Linked DNA regions of Homo sapiens: region 2 is linked to region 1. The links are chromatin loops, found by intact Hi-C in ENCODE. Cell type or tissue: psoas muscle. All regions are shown on one strand. Each heading gives the region's core, and the rest is flanking DNA. Links, peaks and the distances in the headings are about the cores only.

What was found. A loop is a pair of places that touch in the nucleus more often than their neighbours do. Peaks named below come from ENCODE experiments on the same cell type or tissue, not always from the same donor. Only the 100,000 strongest peaks of a DNase experiment are listed, where the experiment ranks them.
Region 2: a loop joins it to region 1, with 2.8 times the contacts of the local background. A loop is called at or near these places in 17 of 110 quality-filtered maps.

What each region holds. Positions count from the first base shown.
Region 1 is chr2:203,809,525-203,820,024 of GRCh38, forward strand. No RefSeq gene overlaps it. Among named protein-coding and RNA genes, the nearest start is that of CTLA4, 53 kb to the right of the region's middle. RefSeq lists an enhancer at 1,672-2,871. In psoas muscle, for the core only: a CTCF peak has its summit at 5,962; a DNase peak (open chromatin) is centred at 5,887; H3K27ac peaks cover 714 bases.
Region 2 is chr2:203,676,628-203,687,127 of GRCh38, forward strand. No RefSeq gene overlaps it. Among named protein-coding and RNA genes, the nearest start is that of CD28, 25 kb to the right of the region's middle. RefSeq lists an enhancer at 7,453-7,502. In psoas muscle, for the core only: no CTCF peak of the experiment used is centred there; a DNase peak (open chromatin) is centred at 5,244; H3K4me3 peaks cover 480 bases; H3K27ac peaks cover 2,500 bases.

The sequences.
Region 1 (10,500 bases), core at 4,505-7,004:
AGTCCATTCACGGCTTAGGGCCTTTGCCTTTGCTGTGCCTTCTGTTTAAAATGGTCTGCCCTAGACTTATGCATGGCTGGCTCTTTCCTTTAGTCAGGCCTCAGCTTACATACTACCTCCTCAGAGAGGCCTTCCCTGACCTTCCATCTAATTAGCAGATACCCACTATATAGGTTGCATATCCATAATTCGAAAGTCCCAAATCCAAAAAGTTCCAAAATCTGGAACTTTTTGAGTGCTGACATGATGCTCAAAGGAAATGCTCATTGGAGCATTTTGGATGTCTGATTTTTGGATTAGGGATGCTCTGCATGGGTAAGTATAATGCGAATATCCCCAAATCTGAAAAAAAATATTGAATTCTGAAGTAATTCTGGTCTCAGGCATTTTGGATACAGGATACCTATCCTGTATTAGCTTGCTAGGGCTGCCTAACAAAGTACCACAGACTGAGTGACTTAAACAACAGAAATTGATTATTTCACAGTTCTGGAGGCTGGAAGTCTGAGATCAAGGTGTCAGCAGGTTTGGTTCCTTCCAATGGCTATGAGGGAGACTCTGTCCCAGCGTCTCTCCCTACAGCTTGTTACATCATCTTTTCTTTATGAGTGTCTCTGGGTCCAAATAAGAAGTTTACTGGGAGGTGATCCTGGCAGAGGAGGGGAGGGGTGAGGCAGAGGATAGAAAGAAGCCAACAAAGGGTGTGCACTGTGGACAACTGGAGCTTAATCCTGCTGAGGCCCTCTGGGAGCCAGTGTGGAATACACCCCAGAGTCATCTCCCCCAACGGGCACCCGTGTTCACCAGTGTACCCAATTCCCATCAGCCATGGTTGGTCTGCTCTGGGGTGCTCATGGGTGGAGAGCTGCTCATGACTCTGGTGGCTAGAGAAAGGCCACAGACAAAGAGTTGGTGGGCTGCTGGAAATCCAGTCCACCAGTGCCCACTGAAAGATAAGGCCTGAAGGAGTAAAGACAGGGCAGTGACTGTGTCAGCTACTGATTGACACAGTGGCTGATGGGCTACAGTAGATTGATGGGTGTGTGGCTGGGGCAGAGAGGCAGTGAAGCTATGAGGAAAAATTTTCCCTACTTTCTCCCCTAGGAAGTAGAGGAAAAGTTCTTTTTTTTTTTGTGACACAGAGTCTCCCTCTGTTGCCCAGGCTGTAGTGCAGTGGCGCGATCTCTGCTCACCGAAACCTCCGCATCCTGGATTCAAGCAATTCTCCTGCCTCAGCCTCCTGAGTAGCTGGGATTACAGGCATGCACCACCATGCCCGGCTAATTTTTTTGTGTGTTTTTAGTAGAGACAGGGTTTCACCATATTGGCCAGGCTGGTCTGGAACTTCTGACCTAGTGATCTGGCCGCCTCGGCCTCCCAAAGTGCTGGGATTACAGGCATGAGCCACTGAACCCGGCCAAGGAAAAGTTCTTGATGAACATCCTCTTGAAGACTATTTTGAATAGGTAATACTCCACATTGTATACAATTCGAGTATAAAAGTACACAGTGAAAAGTGTAAGTCTCCTTTTCTCACCACCCACGTCTGTCTTCTGCTGCACTTTCTTGTATATCCTTTCAGAGACAGTACAATGGTGTTGAGTGTGCGTGTGTGTGTGTACATATTGTACAGGTAGGTATTACATATGTATACATATTACACATACAGTTAATATATATGTGTATGTATGTGTGTACACATACATATTTATGTTTTTACATAAATTGCCCCACACAAGCAGTAGCATATAATATATTGTGCTCCTTTTACAAATGTATCTTGGGGAACTTTTTATATTACTGCATGTAGCTTTGCCTCAGTTTTTAAAATGGCTGCATAGCACCCAATTTAATGGATGCACAACAATTTAACAGATCTTTTAAATTGTTTAAAAATATTTTTCTTCTGAACTAAGTATTTTTGTGCATGTGTTATTGAGAGCATTACAGGAATCTGTAGGGTAAGTGCGTAGGAATAGAATTGCTGGGTTGAATGACACATGCATCTGAAATATTGATAGATAGTGCAGAATTTCCTGGACCTAACATACATTCCTATGGGATTGACCATTAGGAGGCCAAAGAACGGAAGTGGAGGGGTAGGGAGTAGAAGAGGAGGGTGGGGCAGTGAGGCCTGGAATAGCAGACATCAAGATTCTGGTGGCACAGTTCCTGCTGAGGACAAGGTCCAGGGTGTGCCCGCACCAGGAAGTGGGTGGCATGGGGCACAGTGCAGGCGAAGGTCAGTGAAGCAGAGGAAGTTAAAGAGCTGTGAGTTGGTGGGTGACTCACCCCGGTGATGTCAGCTAGTTTATGCTGGTGAGCTCTTCATCAGAACTGGAGAAATGTGGTTAGAGAAACCTTCAGCTTCTCTTTAAATCTAGCAGGGAAGAGCCAGATGCCTCCCAGTCCATTGTCTACCCTGAGGAGCAGAGAAAAAACTCTTCACACTTTCACTCTCTGAGGAGAAAGCACGTCAATCAAAATGGCTGCCTCAGGGGACCCACCATGATGTCTCCATTTTTTATGATGGCATCTGTGGCACCGGGACAGGCAGGGCTGTTTCTGCAGATCCTCCAGCTTCGAATGAATTATGCCTGTGGACAACTCATTTCACATCTCGGGTCCTCTAAGTGTTTCTGACATTGTCAGAACAACCCTGGTCTGGGGCACCTCTTTCTTGATAATAAAACCAATAGCAACAATGACAGCAGTAGCGGTTAACATGCTGAATAATCAGTTAGGGGTTGTGTTCAGCCGCAGGTAGCAGAAACCTGAAAAACACTGGTTTAAATCAGAGACGAGTTCTCATTTCCCTCAGGTACCATGAAGTTCAGGGATAAGCATCCCATGAAAGGTATAGCAGTTTCGCACTGCCTTTTGTGTCAGGAGCCTCTGTTTCTGCTCTGCCTCTCTAGTGTTGACTTCCGTCCTCCTAGACGGTGGCTGGAGTCCTAGCCATTGTGCCTGTTTCATGCTGGAAGAAGGAGGTAGGGGTCAAAGGCGAAAGGGAGCATGACGGATGAATTGACATCTCCCGCTCCTACCTTTTAATGAACTGTCCCAGAAACCCCACTCAAGCACTGGAAGCTTACATCTCGCTGGACAGCTTATAGTCATGTGGCCACCCCTATCTGCAGGGAGCCTGGGAAACAGATTTTTAGCCGTGCTCATTGCTGTCGCCACCAAATCAAGGTTCTGTTAATAAAGTAAAAGAGGAGAACAGATATTGGCTAGGTAACTGGCAGGGTCTCCCAGATGTCCCAGGCACTTCACATTTTTTAAAAGTTGTATTTTATTTTTTACTGTGGTAAAATATACATAACATAGAATTTACCATTGTAACCATTTTTAAATGTACAGTTCATTGGCATTACATATATTTACAATGTTGTGCAACCATCACCATTATCCACATCTCAAATAGTACACTGTACCTGTTAAACAGTAACTCCTTCCTCACTGTCCTGGCTCTCAGACACTGGGAACTTCTCTACTTTCTGTCTCTATGAAGTTAGTACCTCATGAAAGTGAACTCATACAGTATTTGTCCTTTTGCGTCTGGCTTATCTTGCTTAGCATAGTATTTCCAAGGTTCATCCAGGTTGAAGCATGTATCAGAGCTTCATTCCTTTTAATGGCTGGATTACATTCTATTTTATAGATATATCACATTTTGTCTATCTATTCACCTGTCGGTAGACATTCGGGTTATTTCCAGCTTTTGGCTCTTGTGGATACGCTGCCAGGAATGTTGGTGTACCAGTATCTGTTTGAGCCCATGCTTTCAAGTCTTTTGTGTATATACCTAGAAGTGGAATTACTAGATCTTGTGGTAATTCTGTGTTTAACCTTTTGAGGAGCTGCCAGTTGCCCTTTACATTTTGTATTTTATGTTGTTTTTACAGACTTGTAGTTGTTGAAGCCAACGTTGGAACTGATCTAGAGGGGCTGCCTCCTCTGGATCCAGGTGACTCTCTAGCTGGTTGATGCTGCCCACTGTATCTATTCAGGGATTTCTGTTCAATATATGCTGAAGTGAGCTGGATGGAATTATCCCTATTTTAGAAATGAGAAACAAAAATAGGAGGCTAAGCCAGCGATATACCCCACTCTACCCTTGGTAACCAGAGCTCCACTAATCAAACTTCTGGCTCTGCCCTTAGGAAGGCTCACCAAGTGCTTGTGGGCAGTCTTATTGGGCCTGTAGTCGATTTCTTTGATCAGTCTGGACTTGTAAAGACCACACCATGAGGTTCCAGACAGTAGCTATTTCCATTCCCATGCTCACCCTCAAACCAACCTGTCACAAATTCAACAGGGAGAGAGAAGATGAACTTTGTTCATTTTGGGCCCCTGTGATAGTTCAAAGTGAGACTTATCATAGTGGTTAAGAACATGGCAGACAGAGCCAGGTGGCTTGAGCTCAAATCCCAACTCTACTGTTTTCTGTGTGACCTTCATTGAAATTATTAAACTTCTCTGTGCTCAGCTTCCTCATCTGTAAATTGGGGATTAATAACAATGCTTTTGCTTAGTTCATATGGTTGTTGTGAGGATTACCTGAATTAACATGTAGAAGCAAGTACTTTAGGAAGGTACCTGCACCCTGGAAGTGCTCTGTAATGGGGGGGTCAAGGTAGTAGTGTTGACATTTTGATTATACCTAAGAAATGGAAATTCTCTCTCTTTCTCTCTCTCTTTTTTTTCTTCTTTGAGACAGAGTCTCACTCTGTCACCCAGACTAGAGTGTAGTGGCACAATCTCAGCTCACTGCAACTTCCGCCTCTTGGGTTCAATCGATTCTCCTGCCTCAGCCTCCCCAGTAGCTGGGACTACAGGCGCGTGCCACTACACCTGAATAAAATTATCTTAACAATAATAGTTAATAGCAAAGTGACCATGGATCACCACGGAAACTTTGGAAATTAGAAAAAAAGAAAAAAAAAGGAACCAATTTAGGAGGACACACATGAATACATGGGGAAGCACAGCTGGATGGGTTGAAAATTCATTGGACCATTTTGGCCCAATGTCACAGGCTAGAAAATGCTAGCCACTTGGCATCTAAATTTGTTTCACTTCTGAATTGAGTGCATGGCACCATTGTGAGGATTCATTAAAGCAAAGATCAGGCTTGATAAACTCTTATCACTAAACAAATATAATCAAGACTTAGAGCTATAAACTGAAGTAAACCCTGCAGCTCTGATAGTCACTGCCCAGACTGATTTGGTGTTTGTGGCCAGGTCTTGGCACTAAAACTGAGGGAGACTGTGGAAAACATGGAGGGAGTTCAGAGGCCAAGGACAGACATGAGGAAGAGTTGGAATTCTTATTTATTTATTTAGAGATAGGGTCTCGCTTTGTGGCCCAGACTGGAGTGCAATAGTGTGATCATAGCTCACTGCAGCTTCAACCTCTTGGGCTCAAACAAGCCTCCTGCCTTAGCCTCCTGAGTAGCTGGGACCACAGGTGTGTGCCACCATGCCCAGCTAATTTTTTTATTTTTATTTTTTGTAGAGATGGGGTCTTACTACGTTGACCAGGCTGGACTTGAACTCTTGCTCTCAAGTGAATTGCTTGCCTTGGACTCCCAAAGTACTGGGATGACAGGCATAAGCCACGGTGCCTACCTAGTTGGGATTCTAATGTAGTGCATGTGTACCAGATGTCGCTCACTGAAGATGGGACTGGGATGATTGCACCAGGATGTGAGGAATTGGGCTAATTTTCATATAGCATGGAATTTAAAATGCCAGAAAGTGTTTTTGAAAATGGTGAAATCTGAGTCCTCCTCTATGATTATCCAACTGTAATAGGGAAGTGGAAGCTACACTACCAGTACGGCGGTTGTTGCAAAGATGGATGGACGCGAAGCTCCCGCCGTGAGCTGTTTAGACCTGATTCTGTGAGGTCTGGAACTAGGTATTTACTTAGCAGTCACCTTCTGCCATCTATGGGTTTATATGTTTCATTGCAGTTACAGGGGAGTAGGCTGTGATACCATCAGACACAAAGCTGATGTTTTTGTTAAACTAGTCACACCTCCTCCTTTTTGTCCACAAAAGCCATTTTTCATTTTTTCAGTATGTTTGTTTTCGTTTTTGGTAGATAAAACACTTTTTGTGATGATAAATAATTATTTCTTTGGAACAAGGGGGGAAATTTGTATTGAGACATGCATGAGGAAGGACCTGGGTGCCTGGATTCCATTTGTTAAAGTGTTTTTAATAGCCAGGAAATTCTTCCCTCTGCATTAAAAGACGAAGCCATCATTTTGAAATATCCTGTGAGGCTTGCATTTTCCCTCAGGTTACAGGAAAAGGGGACCAGGAATTGCAGTGATTTCTGCTTTCTATTGTTCTAATGCTTTATTTTTAGCATCAACTAGGGTAGGGAAAGCCACTGATTGTGACAAAGGAAACCGGGAAGTGCTGTGAAGGGCAGGACAGATAGGTGGGCAGTAGACATAGGAAATCAGGGAGGACTTTTTAGAGGGAATGAGGTGGGCTCTGGGTTTGAAAAGAAATGAAAGTCACAGGAAGAGGGGATACGCTGCTGGAAAGGACCACCTAGGTGCTCCTTATGTTCTGTGTCTGCAGTTCAAGAGAGTTTCATGCAGAAAGAGGACACAGTTTCCCACAAGGCTGCCTCATAGCTAGCTTCTTTCCTTTGAATCTCCATGTCTATTTCACCTGCCTGTTTCCATGCTAAGCTCCCTCTCCTTCTCTCTGGTTCAACCACACGAGTCTCTTTCGGTTTCTGGAAAGCACTGTGGTCTCCATCACTAGGGGCATTTGCATCTATTGCCTGCTCCGCTAGAAACTCTCTGTGCCCTGGGAACTCCTCTCCATTCCTTATATCTCAGCTTAAAACTCACTTCCTCAAAGAGGCGTTGCCCATTCCCTTGGATTGGCTCTACGTGCCATGCATCATATTCATACTTTTCAGGAGCTCAGATTCCGTGTCCAACATCAGCCTTCTTTCTATTGCAAGTACGGCACTGTGCCTGCATCCCCCTTATCCAGGAAGAGGCACCCATTGGAGGAGTCAAGAGGGGAAAACAGTAACAAAACTGTACCTATTCCATTATTAAGTTTTCTGTGGAGGTTTATTTTAGAAGCTAGGCTAAAGGTGACCAAATGTGCCAACTCACCAACTCATGGTAGAGTTGAGGGATAGAATACTGTGGGTGTCATTTTCCCAGTACAGCAATGGACTTGGCCCCTGTTTTCTGATTCCTCCCTGGTCCTGTGGGGACAGGAGGGGCAGCACTCTGGGATGCAAGCTCTGTCTTTCCTCCTACCCCCAAGGGTGGAGTAGGATGGTGATTGTGCAGAGAATCATATGGCTGGAGCATGACAAGACCACTAAACTCAGGAAAAAGGGAAGGAGACTTTTCTCCTTCCATTACTTGGGATAAGCTATTTCCCACAGTGCAAGGACGAATTGGAAAGATTAATTATGGTCGCAGTACAACCCTTCAACTTCTTTTTTTTTTTTAATTTTGAAGAAGAGAAATAGAAAAAGTAATCCAAGAGGCTAATTGGGCTGCAGTATTTGGGGAGAATTAGAGAAGATGAGTCCTGGAGAGATGGGTAAGGATCAGGGCTGATACAGAATGCACAAAGCGGGGTCTGGAAGGAGTCCTGGGTTTCAGCTTCTGCGATGTGCTAAAGTGGGGTAGCACAGCTGTCAGGGGACACCTAGCTCAGCTGTTGGTGTCAAGATGGTCCTGGAAAACCACTCCAGAGTTTTCCAGAGAACTGTTGCCTCACATGGCCCTTGGCCATGTGAGTGTCTTGTCAGCACGATTTGAGGTTCATGAGAGAATTGCTTTTGGTTGCCAGCAAGAAGCACCTGGTTCTGCAAAGCTAGGACAAAAATAGGAACTGGCATAGAGGCAAGCCTGGTCATTTGACTCCTGATTGACCGAAGAGATTTGAGAATGACCCAGGGGAGGGGAGGAAGCTAGGTCTTTATGGCTGTACCACGGTAATAGTAGGTTTCCTGGGGGATGAGGTCAAGGAATAAGAGGGGTCACTGACACCCCTGTAAGTTTGAGAAAACCTTCATAAGCTCAGGGGAGTTGCTCATGCTATACATACACAGTTGGCTAAAATCTTTGAATCCAGTTTGGCTAGCACCATGATCATCAGTTTGACAGGAGAAAATCCCAAGCATTTGTATTTAGGAATATATACTGAGTTTTTACTGATCATATATTTCATGGCTCCCTTGAGGAAAACCTTTCATGATAAGATAGCAGGTAATATTCTAAAGCCCTCCCTTACTAGTAACTCAAGATTTGAACCCTTGATGTCTTCTCTTAGGAGCTCCCTTTGGGAGCCTGCGCAAGTCAGTGGAGAAGAGCGCTGACCTGGAAGGAGGGAGTCTGGGTTCCATTCTCAAACTTACCACTCAGTAGCTATATCCATGAGCAAGCCACTTCACCCATCTGGAACCCAAGTTCCTCACTATTAGATGAAGCAGCTAATGTTCCTCCCACCTCTAATGTTCTATAATTCTCTGATCCAGTAACTGGAAGCCGTGGTGCAGCTTGGTGCTGGAGAACAAATAGAGGCATTCCTCCTGTTATGAAGTGAGTTGTGTCCTCCCCATCCCTCAAATCAGTATGTTGAAACCCTAAGCCCCAGCGTGTCTCTATTTGGAGACAGGGCCTTCAGAGAGGTAATTAAGGTTAAATGAGGTTCTAAGTGTGGAACCCTAATCCAATAGGACTCATGTCCTTGTAAGAAGAGAAAGACTTTGGGAGGCCGAGATGGGCGGATAACCTGAGGTCAGGAATTTGAGACCAGCCTTCAACATGGTGAAACCCTGTCTCTACTAAAAATACAAAAATTAGCCGGGTGTGGTGGTGGATGCCTGTAATCCCAGCTACTCAGGAGGCTGAGGCAAGAGAATTGCTTGAACCCGGGAGGTGAGGTTGCAGTGAGCCAAATCGCGCCATTGCACTACAGCCTGGGTGACAAGAGTGAAACTTCGTCTCAAAAAAAATTTAAAGAAAGAAGACAGGTACACACAGGAAAGAGCATGGGAAGACACAGTGAGAAGGTGGCCATCTGCAAACCAAGGAGAAACCCCTCACTAGACAGCACCCCAGTGGCAAGTTCACCTTGGATTTCTAGTCTCCATAACTGTGAGAAGATACATTTCTGTTGTTTAAGCCAGTCAGCCTGTGACATTCTGTTAGGCAGCCTGAGGAAACTAACATACCTCCTCATCCCTCAAACACTGGACTATGACTTATTGGTCTGTGGCCTTTGGGGGTGTTTGCATTTAACTTTCTCCATTGGCAAAGGCATAGCAAAGTAAATTGGCTCCTGGAAAAGCAGGCACTCTACTGCTTTGGAATTTATGGAGTGGAGTCATGGATGTTTCTGAGGTGTTTTCTCTAACTCTAACCAATTTTCTAACATGAGCTTGGTGTCCAACAGTTCAATTCAATTCCGAGACTGTCTACCTGATGTTACTATCAGCTCCCAAAGTTAAAGGGCTCGGTCCCACAAGACTGCTGCCATCTCAGATACCAGTTGCAAATCCCAGGTCATGCGTACTTCTGACTGACTGGCTATAAATTGGGGGTTCCCATGACCTTCCTCCTCAAGTTTGGTAATTTGCTGGAATGGCTTACAAAACTCAGGAAAACATTTTATTTATGTTTAGTTGATTGTTATAAAAGATACAATTCAGGAACAGCCAAATGGAAGAGATGCATAGGGCAAGGGGTAGGGTATATGTGGAGTGGAGTGTTCATGCCCTCCCACGGTGCTCCATCCTCATGGCACCTCGATGTGGTCACCCGCCCAGAAAGCTCTCCAAACCCCGTGGCTCAATAGTTTTTATAACCCAATCTCTAGCCCCCCCACCCTTTCTCCAGATCATGTCCAATCTTGAGGTGGTCCTCTTGTACCAGTGTGGAGGAGCCTGTGGGGTTACTTTCTGAGCAAAAACTGGGCTTGGAAACCTTAAAAATACATCGTTATTGACTAAATAAGTTTTCGGAGAGTTCTGCCAGAATATCTTGGTTGCGGGGCCCTGTGTAGACGTGGGCAGCTGTGGGGCAAGTGGATGGAGGCGACTGCTTTCCAGAAGGGAAGGTCTACACTGTCACCCCAAAACCCCAGATCACAGGATTTTGTACAGCATTGAGCTTCTGTGTCTCTTCCTTGGGAGTTGCCTATCTGGGACTTGGCAGTGCTTGGACAGGAAGTGGTCTCATGCTAATAACTGGTACAAGGACCCGTGGAGGAGGAGCAAGCAAGCTGGACACCAAACATAGGGGGTGCCTGCGGGGAGTCTGAGGGACCTGCAGGCCCAGAGTAACAGCAAACATGAGGATCAGAGGACTTGAACTGGACTCTGAGCTTCCTGTGAGGCCGCAGCAGAGCTCGTCCGGGATTTCTTGGTGGAACAAGATATTAACATTACACAATGGGGTGGAGAAGGCGGGGTCAAAGACAGATGTCAGTGCCT
Region 2 (10,500 bases), core at 4,015-6,514, 130 kb before region 1:
CTTCTCAGATAAAAGAAACTGCTAATAATTTGAAAAGGAAAGGCATATTTGCTACTGTTGTTTAATATTGTAAAATGTTTGAAAATACTGTCTCCTTTATTCCTAGTCTGGTGTTGAATTGTTTACCATTTTAATAAAAATATGAGAGCTGAGTTGGTAAGAATAAAGACAGCAAGAGAGATAGAAAGAAAGAATAAAAGAAGTGAGCTGGGCGCGGTGGCTCACTCTTGTAATCCCAGCACTCTGGGAGGCTGAGGTGGGTGGATCACCTGAGGTCAGGAGTTCGAGACCAGCCTGGCCAACATGAAGAAACCCTGTCTTTACTAAAAATATAAAAATTAGCTGGGCATGGTGGCACATGCCTCTAATCCCAGCTACCTGGGAGGCTGAGGCAGGAGAATTGCTTGAACCCAGGAGGCAGAGGTTGCAGTGAGCCAAGATCGCACCACTGCACTCCAGCCTGGGTGACAGAGTGAGACTCCATCTCAAAAAAAAAAAAAAAAAAGAAATGAAAAAAAAATAGAAGTATGGGTCACTACTCACAGCTTCACCATTAAAGTAGACTACCTCCATCTCCCCAAATGAGCCTCCCGTTTGTGTTTACCTTGTCAACCATGGAGGACAGCCAAATAAGAACCTTATAACAGGTTGCACTTCATATGCCATGAGTCATGCATCCTCAACAGGGGCTATGTCACCCCCAAGGAAGTGAAAATTGGTTGTGAGTATATGTAATCTTACTTTCTCATGTATAAAGATACATATATATATATATTATATATATAAAACAGATACATAGTTTATATGATATTAAAATTTTGTGGGGGGCAATTAAAAAATGTCTGAAAATGTTTTTTAGAGGGACAACAATAATGAAAACAAATGATTGAGAGACACTGGCTTTAATTGTATCTTCATGCTTTGTAGAGGAGGTAATTTACTTCTGGGTGAAGCTACTTTATCTTAAAGAGCTTGATATTTATACTGCAACACCAACTAGGAAATGACCATTATTGAATGAAGCCAAAATGGTACCATGACTACCAAATGGTGGAGAAGCTTGAGGCAAATGGATAGGCTTCTCAATAGCCTTACTATAAACCCAACAAATATAGCCCCAGATCGACTATTTGTATTGGAAATGAAGTGGTAAGAGGTAAATCATTTTTTGCTTATTTGCAGATTTTTTTTTTTTTTCCCTGAGACAGAGTCTTGCTCTGTTGCCCAGGCTGGAGTGCAGTGGCACAATCTTGGCTCACTGCAACCTCTGCCTCCCAGGTTTAAGCAATTCTCCTGCCTCAGCCTCCCGAGTAGCTGGGATTACAGGCGCACACCACTACGCCCGGCTAATTTTTTTTTTTTTTTTTTGGTAGAGACGGGGTTTCACCATGTTGGCCAGACTGGTCTCAACCTCCTGACCTCGTGATCTGCCAACCTCAGCCTCCCAAAGTGCTGGGATTACAGGCCATTAGCCACCACGCCCAGCCTGCAGATTTTAATTTACAGAATCTATAGTTTCAGGGATACATGTACAGTAGACATTTTCATAACTGACTCTCACTTAATTGACTTGCCAGATTAAGAGGTTCTCCACATCCTCTTTAATGCATCCCGCTGAGGTCCATGGCACTCTGCACACTCTATGTTAGTAGGCTACTCACTGTTATACCCTACGCTTCTGTTCTCTTCAGTTTTATGCTTACTTAGAGTAAACTTGGTTTATTCCCAAATTTATTTATACCAGTTGCATTTGTTACTAAGTTATTATTTAATGAAATAAGAGGTAAGCATATTAATGCAAAAGAAAAGAGGATTATTGTTTCTACAAAACCCAAATTGAATGCTTTAAGAAAGAGTCAACAAGAAAAGTCACAATTTAAATTAAGAACAGTCAGAGTGATTCTATGCTTGTTCCCAGCCATGTTCAAATACAGGTACAGAATAGGCAGAGCATGAAGGAGGTAGAGAAGGTACAGGGAATTAAAGGTGTACCTAATAGGTTAATGAGTATCATGATGAATATTGGACTTTAAGCTGGTTAAGGAGAAAAACAAGAACATGAAGGTCTTGAGAGGTGATGATAAGATGGTAGGCTTTGTCAACTGGAGGGCATTGGGTTATAGTCAGAGTCATCTGAAATATTGCAGATTGTGATTAGAGGATGAAATACTTGAAATTAAGATTATGAAGGGGGTTCAGTTAATGGTAATAATGGTAATGACAAGAAGGGATTAGGTGCTAAAGTGCTGTAAAGGACAACTAAATAGGTGTAAATAAAAAGACAGCAGAGGCCAGGTTATTGGAAGGATACTGAAATCACCAAGAATTACCCCAGGAATGTAATTGGAGGAAGACAATGAAATGGTCAAAGAATAGAGTGTCATGTAATTCAGTAAATGATGTCGGTAAGTGCCAGAGATACTCAGAGAACAGAAAACATCATGTGTTGCCATGGTTGGAAAAGCATCGTGGAGGAATGGGGATTGCATCTGAGGAATCAGGTGGGATAGATGGAGAGGACGGGGAAGGTGTTTTAGGTTATGAGTCACAGAGTGAGCAAAGGCCAAATGGCAGGAAGAAGCATGGTGTGTTTTTGATGTCAGAGAGTGTAGGAAGTATGATGGCTTTGGATTGTAAAAGGTTTGGAATGCTAGACCAAGGTGGTTGAGTTTTTTTTTTTCCACTTTTTCTATAGAAGAGTAATTACTGTTTAGCTGCTGCCTTTTAGAATTCTCTCAATGGGGTAATCTTTTTTGTTTGTTTGTGTCTTAGAGAGACAGGGTCTTGCACTGTCACCCAGGCTGAGTGCAGTGGCTCCATCATAGCTTACTGTAACCTGGGCTCAAGTGATCCTCTCACCTCAACCTCCCAAGTAGCTAGGACTACAGGTGTGCACCACCATGCTTGGCTAATTAAAGAAAAATTATTTTTTAGAGTCAGGGCCTTGCTATGTTGCCCAAGCTGTTCTTGAACTCCTGGCCTCAAGTGATCTTCCTGCCTCAGACTCCCAAAGTGCTGGAATTCCAGGCATGAGCCATCATACCCAGCCTCAATGAACTAATCTTTACTGATGTTATCCTTTGAGTGAGAATTTATTCTTGTATTAAAATTTTAGGTTGTGAGAAATTGCCTTCATTTGTAAACACAGGTCAATAGTCATGCATGTTAAAATATAAAGGGGCAGATGGAAATAGATCAGAAAGTTAGACTATAAAAATTGAGTCTGTATCCAAGCTCACTTAGTGGCTGTATTCTCAGAAGCTTGTGCCTGTTAAACTTCAGATTCTTTATCTTTGAACCCAGATCTTAGAGCTCTTCATCTTAGAATGCCACCCCTTCAAATTTGTGATTTTTTTTTTTTTTTTTGAGACGGAGTTTTGCTCTTCTTGCCCAGGTTGGAGTGCAATGGCGCGATCTCGGCTCACTGCAACCTCTGCCTCTCAGGTCCAAGCGATTCTCCTGCCTCAGCCTCCCGAGCAGCTGGGATTACAGGCATGCACCACCACGCCCGGCTAATTTTGTATTTTTAGTAGAGATGGGGTTTCTCCATGTTGGTCAGGCTGGTCTCGAACTCCTGACCTCAGGTCATCTGCCTGCCTTGGCCTCCCAAAGTGCTGGGATTACAGGCATGAGCCACTGCGCCCAGCTGATTTTTTTTTTTTTTTCTGGAGAACTAAAAGTAAACGGAGTTAATTCTGTCACAACCACTTCCTTTTGACTTTCCATTTAGTATCTATTGATTTGAGAAGAGATATTGAACTCTCACAAGACTCTGTATATAGGGATGATTTGACCAAAGTCTTCTATGTCTTTAGCTAGAACAACATGGAAGGTCAAACTATCAGAAGGCTACTAGATGAGGTGTAATAAAAATAAGGGTAGTTTTTCTGGATGAGACAAATGTGAATTGACATTGGGCTTTGCATGACCTATGTGTCCATCCCCAAAAGGGTCTTCCTGTCATTCTTCATCAGTTATTTCAATCACGGTCCAAGTGGGAAAGAGAAGGCACAGTCAAAAGTTTTATTGAAGAGAAATAGACTTCAACAAAGGGACTCCTTGTAGGGCTGCAGGCAAGATTAAGGGGACTAACAAAGAAGATAAAGCACCTAGGGGACTAGCAATGTTGGGAAGCTGTTACTTCTGCTCCTAGGCCTGCAGGGACAAGGAGAGTGAGTGGTGTTAGAGACCCAGAAAGAACAGTAGCCCTGGGAGAGGGGCATCCAAGAGGAGCTGTGGACATAAGTAGAGGAATGCAACCACTTAGGGAAAGAGTAGACAGAGCAAATACTCTGGTCTCTCTCTCTTTTCACCCTTGAATCTCCTGCAATTGGTGGAGCCCAGCTGGAAGCCAGAAGGCAAGAAAGCCTAGATGAGGCGGTCCAAGGTGGTCAACTCCTGAGAGGCAGCAAAGAAGAGAAGAGCTAAAAATAGATCTGGACAGGCAAAAAGAGAACAACCAACACCCTGTTTTTGTTTTTGTTTTTGTTTTTGTTTTTTTTGAGCCGGAGTCTCGCTCTGTCACCAGGCTGGAGTGCAGTGGTGCAATCTCGGCTCACTGCAACCTCTGCCTCCTGGGTTCAAGTGATTCTCCTACCTCAGCCTCCTGTGTAGCTGGGATTACAGGCACACGCCACCACACCCAGCTAATTTTTGTATTTTTAGTAGAGATGGGGTTTCACAATGTTGGCCAGGATGGTCTCGATCTCTTGACCTTGATCCACCTGCTTCGGACTCCCAAAGTGCTAGAATTACAGGCGTGAGCCACTGCACCCAGCTAATGCCAGTACCCTATTTTTTCGACTGTTAGTCCTCCAGAAATCTGGGTACTTTCAGTTTCTCCCAGGAGCAGCCCTGTATTAAAATTCTGAAAAATTAAAAATCTTAAAAAATACTTCTTGTTATTAAGCCACTGTTAGAGTTTTGGAGAGGGCCCAAGAAACAGAACATACTGGGGAATGATCCAAATGACTGGCAGATGAAAGCCAAAATACCATGTTAGTGATTGGTCAAGTTAGGTTGGAGGAATGGCTTAGTGTAAGGACCTATAAATCTACTAGCCGAGCCCAGAATTCATCAGTCTTTCCTACCCAGTCTCAGATGGCACCAAACCATGTCAGGGAGAGTCTATTCCTGGAGGAAAGTAGAGAGTGTTTACTTTTTTTTTTCTTGAGATGGAGTCTTGCTCTGTTGCCGAGGCTGGAGTGCAGTGGTGCAATCTTGGCTCACTGCAACCTGTATCTCCTGAGTTCAAGCAATTCTCCTGCCTCAGCCTCCCAAGTAGCTGGGATTACAGGCGTCTATCACTGTGCCCAGCTAGTTTTTGTATTTTTAGTAGAGGTGGGGTTTTGCCATGTTGGCCAGGCTGGTTTCAAATTCCTGGCCTCAAGTGATCTGCCTGCCTCAGCCTCCCAAAGTGCTGGGATTACAGATGTGAGCCACTGTACCCAGCCTTGAGTGTTTGCTTTTTGTGGGCAATTGGTCCCCCAGGGGAAGATGGGGAAGAAAGGGGTAGGCCTATTACTCACCAGGGCAAAGCTGGAAGGGTAGAGTCTGGCAAGGGCCCCATGAAGGCAGCTTATGCTCAAGAGGAAGCCGGGTGGGGCTGGGCCACACATACCTATTCTTTCAAAACTTACCAGGCTTTTCTGCTGCTTTGGAGAGGAGTGAATTAAGGGCGTTGGAGGGGATTGCCTTTTCTCCACCACATTTTCTCATTCTTTAGTTCATTCAACTTACAGACTTTCAGGAGTTAGCCACACTATGAAGGCTGGGGATGCAAAGATGAAAAGGATGCAGTTTATCTCTAGATGGTGATACTAAGAACAGCTAACAGTTATTCAAGATGTGCCTTAAAATGGGATGTAGTTTTCACTCATTTGTCTTAAAACATTCACAGGCATCATATTAAACAGATAATTACTAACTTTTACAGATGGAGACACTGAGGCTTGGAAAAGTTAAGGGACTTGCTTAAAGTCACAGAAATTAGTTAATGGCAGAGCTAGGATTCAAATCCAGGCAATCTGGCTCCGGGGCTAGTATTCTTAACTCTTTCCCATGTCACAGGCCAATGCTGGAGACAGGCCTGTGAGCAAATAATTACAGTGTAATGAATGAGGTAAGTGCTAATGGAGGGACATATACCGTGCTAAGGGAATGAAGGAAGGAGTGACTAAGGTTTTGTGTAGGACATTTGTGCAATTTCCCTTGCCCACTGCCAGAAATGAACAAAGCAGAGTCTTTTCGGGGCATGCTTTATTTTGCTATACGTGGATGTAGATATAGAGCTCAATTCATGTTGCCTTGCTGCCCCTCCCAAACATAACAACACTTAAAATAATTTCTTCCTGACATCCTGGACCCCCTCCAAGAGTTTGTCCCAGCTTTTGGACAAGGCAGAAACAGGAAAAGGATGTCCTAATGTTCCCTGACCAGAGACCTAAATTGGAATTTGGAAGAGTTTCGTAATTAAAATCATTGTTAAGATTTTATTGTCCTGTACCCTGTAGTGTGTGTGTGTGTGTGTGTGTGTGTGAACATTATATATCAGCCACCACACATGTACTATATACAATCACTAAAATCAACTTTTGTGAGATTGCTTAAATCTCAAAGTTTCTATAGTTTGTAGATCTATGTTTAGAAGATATTTTGTTTTTTCATAAAGGAGAATTAATATTTTTCAACTCAAATACTTTTTTTGCTATGACTTAATCATAATTTGGTAGTAATATATCACAATTTCTGCTAATAACGCAAAAACAAACTCACTTCTGTTTCATTCTCTCTCAATAGAAATTGTTTCAGTTTGGCCCCCTATACTGATTCATTTCTCAGCTGATCTTTGAGATATTGAACATCCATACCTTTGGTATTTTTATATTACTTGATATTAGAGCGTCATTGAATTCATTTGAACAGACTAGACACCATAAACAGGTGCTGTCTGCCGCCGCCAAGTGATGGCCTATTCATGCCAGGATATTAAGCATATCCTGCAGTTTGGTAAACAGAAGGTGGGATTCTAATCCATTCAGTATGGAGCCCCTCGTTCTTTCCTCTGTAGTGAAGGAAAATCTCTGGGAAGTCCCTGCTCAGGAATTCTCTATAGCTTTAGCAGTTAGTGAGTCTCATTCCAAAATGACCCAAGAAGAGGGCTGGATCAATTACCCCCAAGCTTCCTGTTGACATAACCTATTTCTTGGAGTGACCTCAGAAATCCACACAAAAGTTCCAAGTTGCCATGTAGCCCCTTTCTTTTACTTTACTCCTTTTGGGTTTCAGCGTTGGAGAAACCCTCTCTCCTTTCCAAAGCTGAAACTGCCTGGGAGCTTTGAGTCTCTGACTCACTACTAGATTGCTCACCTATCAGGGCCATAGAGAAGACAGAGTGAGACAAGGACATTCTTACACCATGGAATAACCTCTGGGGCTTATGGTCATCAAAGCAGAGTCTTTGGTCTACAGGAAAAAGGTAACACTCTTAGACCCAGCAGAGGCATCAGCAAGGGAGTTTCCCAGGGGGAGGGACAGCCCTGCTTACTCAACTGGTCAGGGGTTACTACACACAGTAGCTCTACTCTCACAGCCTTTCCTTGCTTAGGCATACCAGTGTGTCATGATGGTGCAGCTAGTCTGATAAATGGAGCAGTTTTGGAGGGAGGCACACTGCAATAGCTTTGCAACAAAAGAGTCTATGTCTCGTCCATCATTCAAAGGAGTTATCTGAAAATTGATGACTGTAGCAAACTACTGGCTATCCCCCAAATCAATCCTTTTTTTTTTCTATAGTAACAGAATTCCCAACATGTAGCTGAGAACAGCCATGGCCATATAGGTCTGAGGTCAGCAGAGTTACACAATAGAAGGCACCTGGGTTCCAGACCCTTGGGCTGCCATACTGATCCTGGACTGCTTAGTTCCAGATTGTTAGATGAGACAGGGGAAACCATCTAGTGTACCTAAACTGCTATTATTTTGGGTCTCTGTCAAGGAGGTCAAGCCTTTATCCTAATTCAGTGACTTTGGATTTCAGTAGAATAGAGTCAATGTTAGTTGAGAACATGGTGTCATTACCCCAAGTCACCTGTTTTCAACAGGTAGCCTTACTTCTCTCAGAGATAGGTTCTTGGGACACTCTGCAGTTTCCACTGAGGGTGCAGCCTTTTGGGGACTACTATAGAGATGATTTCTCCTGTCTCATCTAAAAATCTCGACCTAAGCAGCCCAGGTCTAGTATGGCAGCCCAAGGATCTGGAACCCAGGTGCCTTCTATCATGTAAATCTGCCAGTCCATATGGCCTGCCTCTTCCCTTTAAGGATACAATCCAGAAATGGCATCACTTATGCTTACATAGAGAAAGAAAGGGCTATGATATTAGGCCTCAGAAAAGGGAGTGGAGATCTAGACTTTTCACTTCAACTCAAAAATCCTGCCCAAGACTGATACTTACTCCTTTAAACATTGCCATATTTCTCCGGCACACCCAATGATTGACGTCTGAAAGAGCAGCAGCACTTTCTCAGACATGACTACAGTGTTTAAATGTGTTGCTAGGGCATCTGTGGAATTTTCATATTCTATCTTGGGAAAGAAATCTGATAGTTCTTTGATGCTACATTCTTCTCTAGCCAGAAATACAAGGAAACCACTGTTTGCTGTGACATTTTGGCAGAACTCTGAAGTGTGGTCTGGATCTGGGAACCCACAATCCAAGAATAAGGCACCATTTACGTACAAAATTGTTGAATTTGGATGGAAACTAGGTTCAGCCATACTTGTGAAGCCACTGTCTTGCAGGGTCAAAAAGAGCTTATTTTTCAAGTAAGTGTGTTTCACTGTTTACTGGTGACTACCAAAATAATTATTTCCTGTGTGGGTCAGTAAGAGTGAGGTAATCTCAAGGAAAATGTTCCATTGTGCTTACTGGGCTGGGCAGCGCAGCAGCTCCAGACATTCTCTTAAAGCAACAGTAATTGCGTTGAATGGTAAAGTCTGGTTCATATGCCCCTGGGAGGGAGATTCATTTTCTCTTTGATACTCTGAGGATCTTGTGAGAGACAGCAAATGTGAATATATACATACATCTACACATACACATGAACATATCTGTGGGTGTGCTTAGCAGGTTGGTTCATTTAAATAGTTTTATAGATATTTTAGAAAGGTAGTTCTTTATGAGCCAGGATAATGTGCTCTGCTTCTCTCAATGTGAAAGTAGAACCTCACCTTGTGCAAGTTGTCATTGGTTTCCTTGTCTGTTACGAGCCACTTGAGGGTAATGCTTTGTCTTTGTCTTCCCAGCCCATACTAATGGGCCTATCACTGAGTAAAATTCTCATTAATCACTTGTTGGATGAATGAATGGCTTGCAAAGGAAGTGAATTGCAGGAAGGTGACTACCACCCAAAAGTTGACTTGTACCATGACACTGACATGAGAGAGTTTGCCCGAAGGAGTGCTTAGCCAGCCAGGATTGGAACATCATTGAGGTGCCAAACTCCATGGTTCCAGAGATTAAACAGCTCTGTGCTTCATATCACCATCTTTCCTGGAATAAGAATTATCCACCCCAGTTGTTAGATTCTGGCACAACAAGTAGGGTGAATTGTGGCAGCTGGATCAACAGGTGACAGACAAACTAGGCCAAATGAGATATCACTTCTGGTCCATAAAATAGAGAGATGCTTTTGAATATTCGATATTTCACCCAGCTCACTACCTTCCACGACTGCTCTCATGTAGGAGCCAAGAGTGTACATTGTATATTATAGAAAATATTCCCCTATTATAAGAGGGAATACTCACTATTGATTAATCCACTTACCAAATTTTTGTTGAGTGCCTGCTATGTGCCAAGCATTGTATTGCTGCTGGAGTACACAGGTGGACAAACCAGACGTGGTTCTTGCCCTTAAGAAGCTCAGCCTTTGGCTGGGTGCGATGGCTCGTGCCTGTAATCCCAACACTTTGGGAAGCCAAGGCGGGTGGATCACATAAGGCCAGGAGCTTGAGACCAGCCTGGCCAACATACTGAAACCCCATCTCTACTGAAAAATACAAAAATTAACCAGGCGTGGTGGCACACTCCTGTAATCCCAGATATTCGAGAGGCTGAGGCATGAGAATCACTTGAACCAAGGAGGTAGAGGTTGCAATGAGCTGAGATTGCGCCACTGCACTCCAACCTGGGCAACAGAGTGAGACTCTGTCTCAAGAAAAAAAAAAAAAAAGTTCAGCCTTTAATGGAAGAGTCAGACAAATAAACAAAATACATAAAATAATTATGTTTTATGTGGCCAGTTATGAAAAATAAACTAGATATTGAGGTAAGGATGAAATGGAAGTACATAGGGGGTGAGAAATAACTGTCAGGAGGAAGGAAAAGGCCTGGGATGAGTAAAGGGGAAGAACATTTTAGAGGAAAAAAACTCATGTTAAAGACCTCAGGCCTAAAATAAATTGGTGTTTTAGAGGCTAGAGAACAATGCCCATGA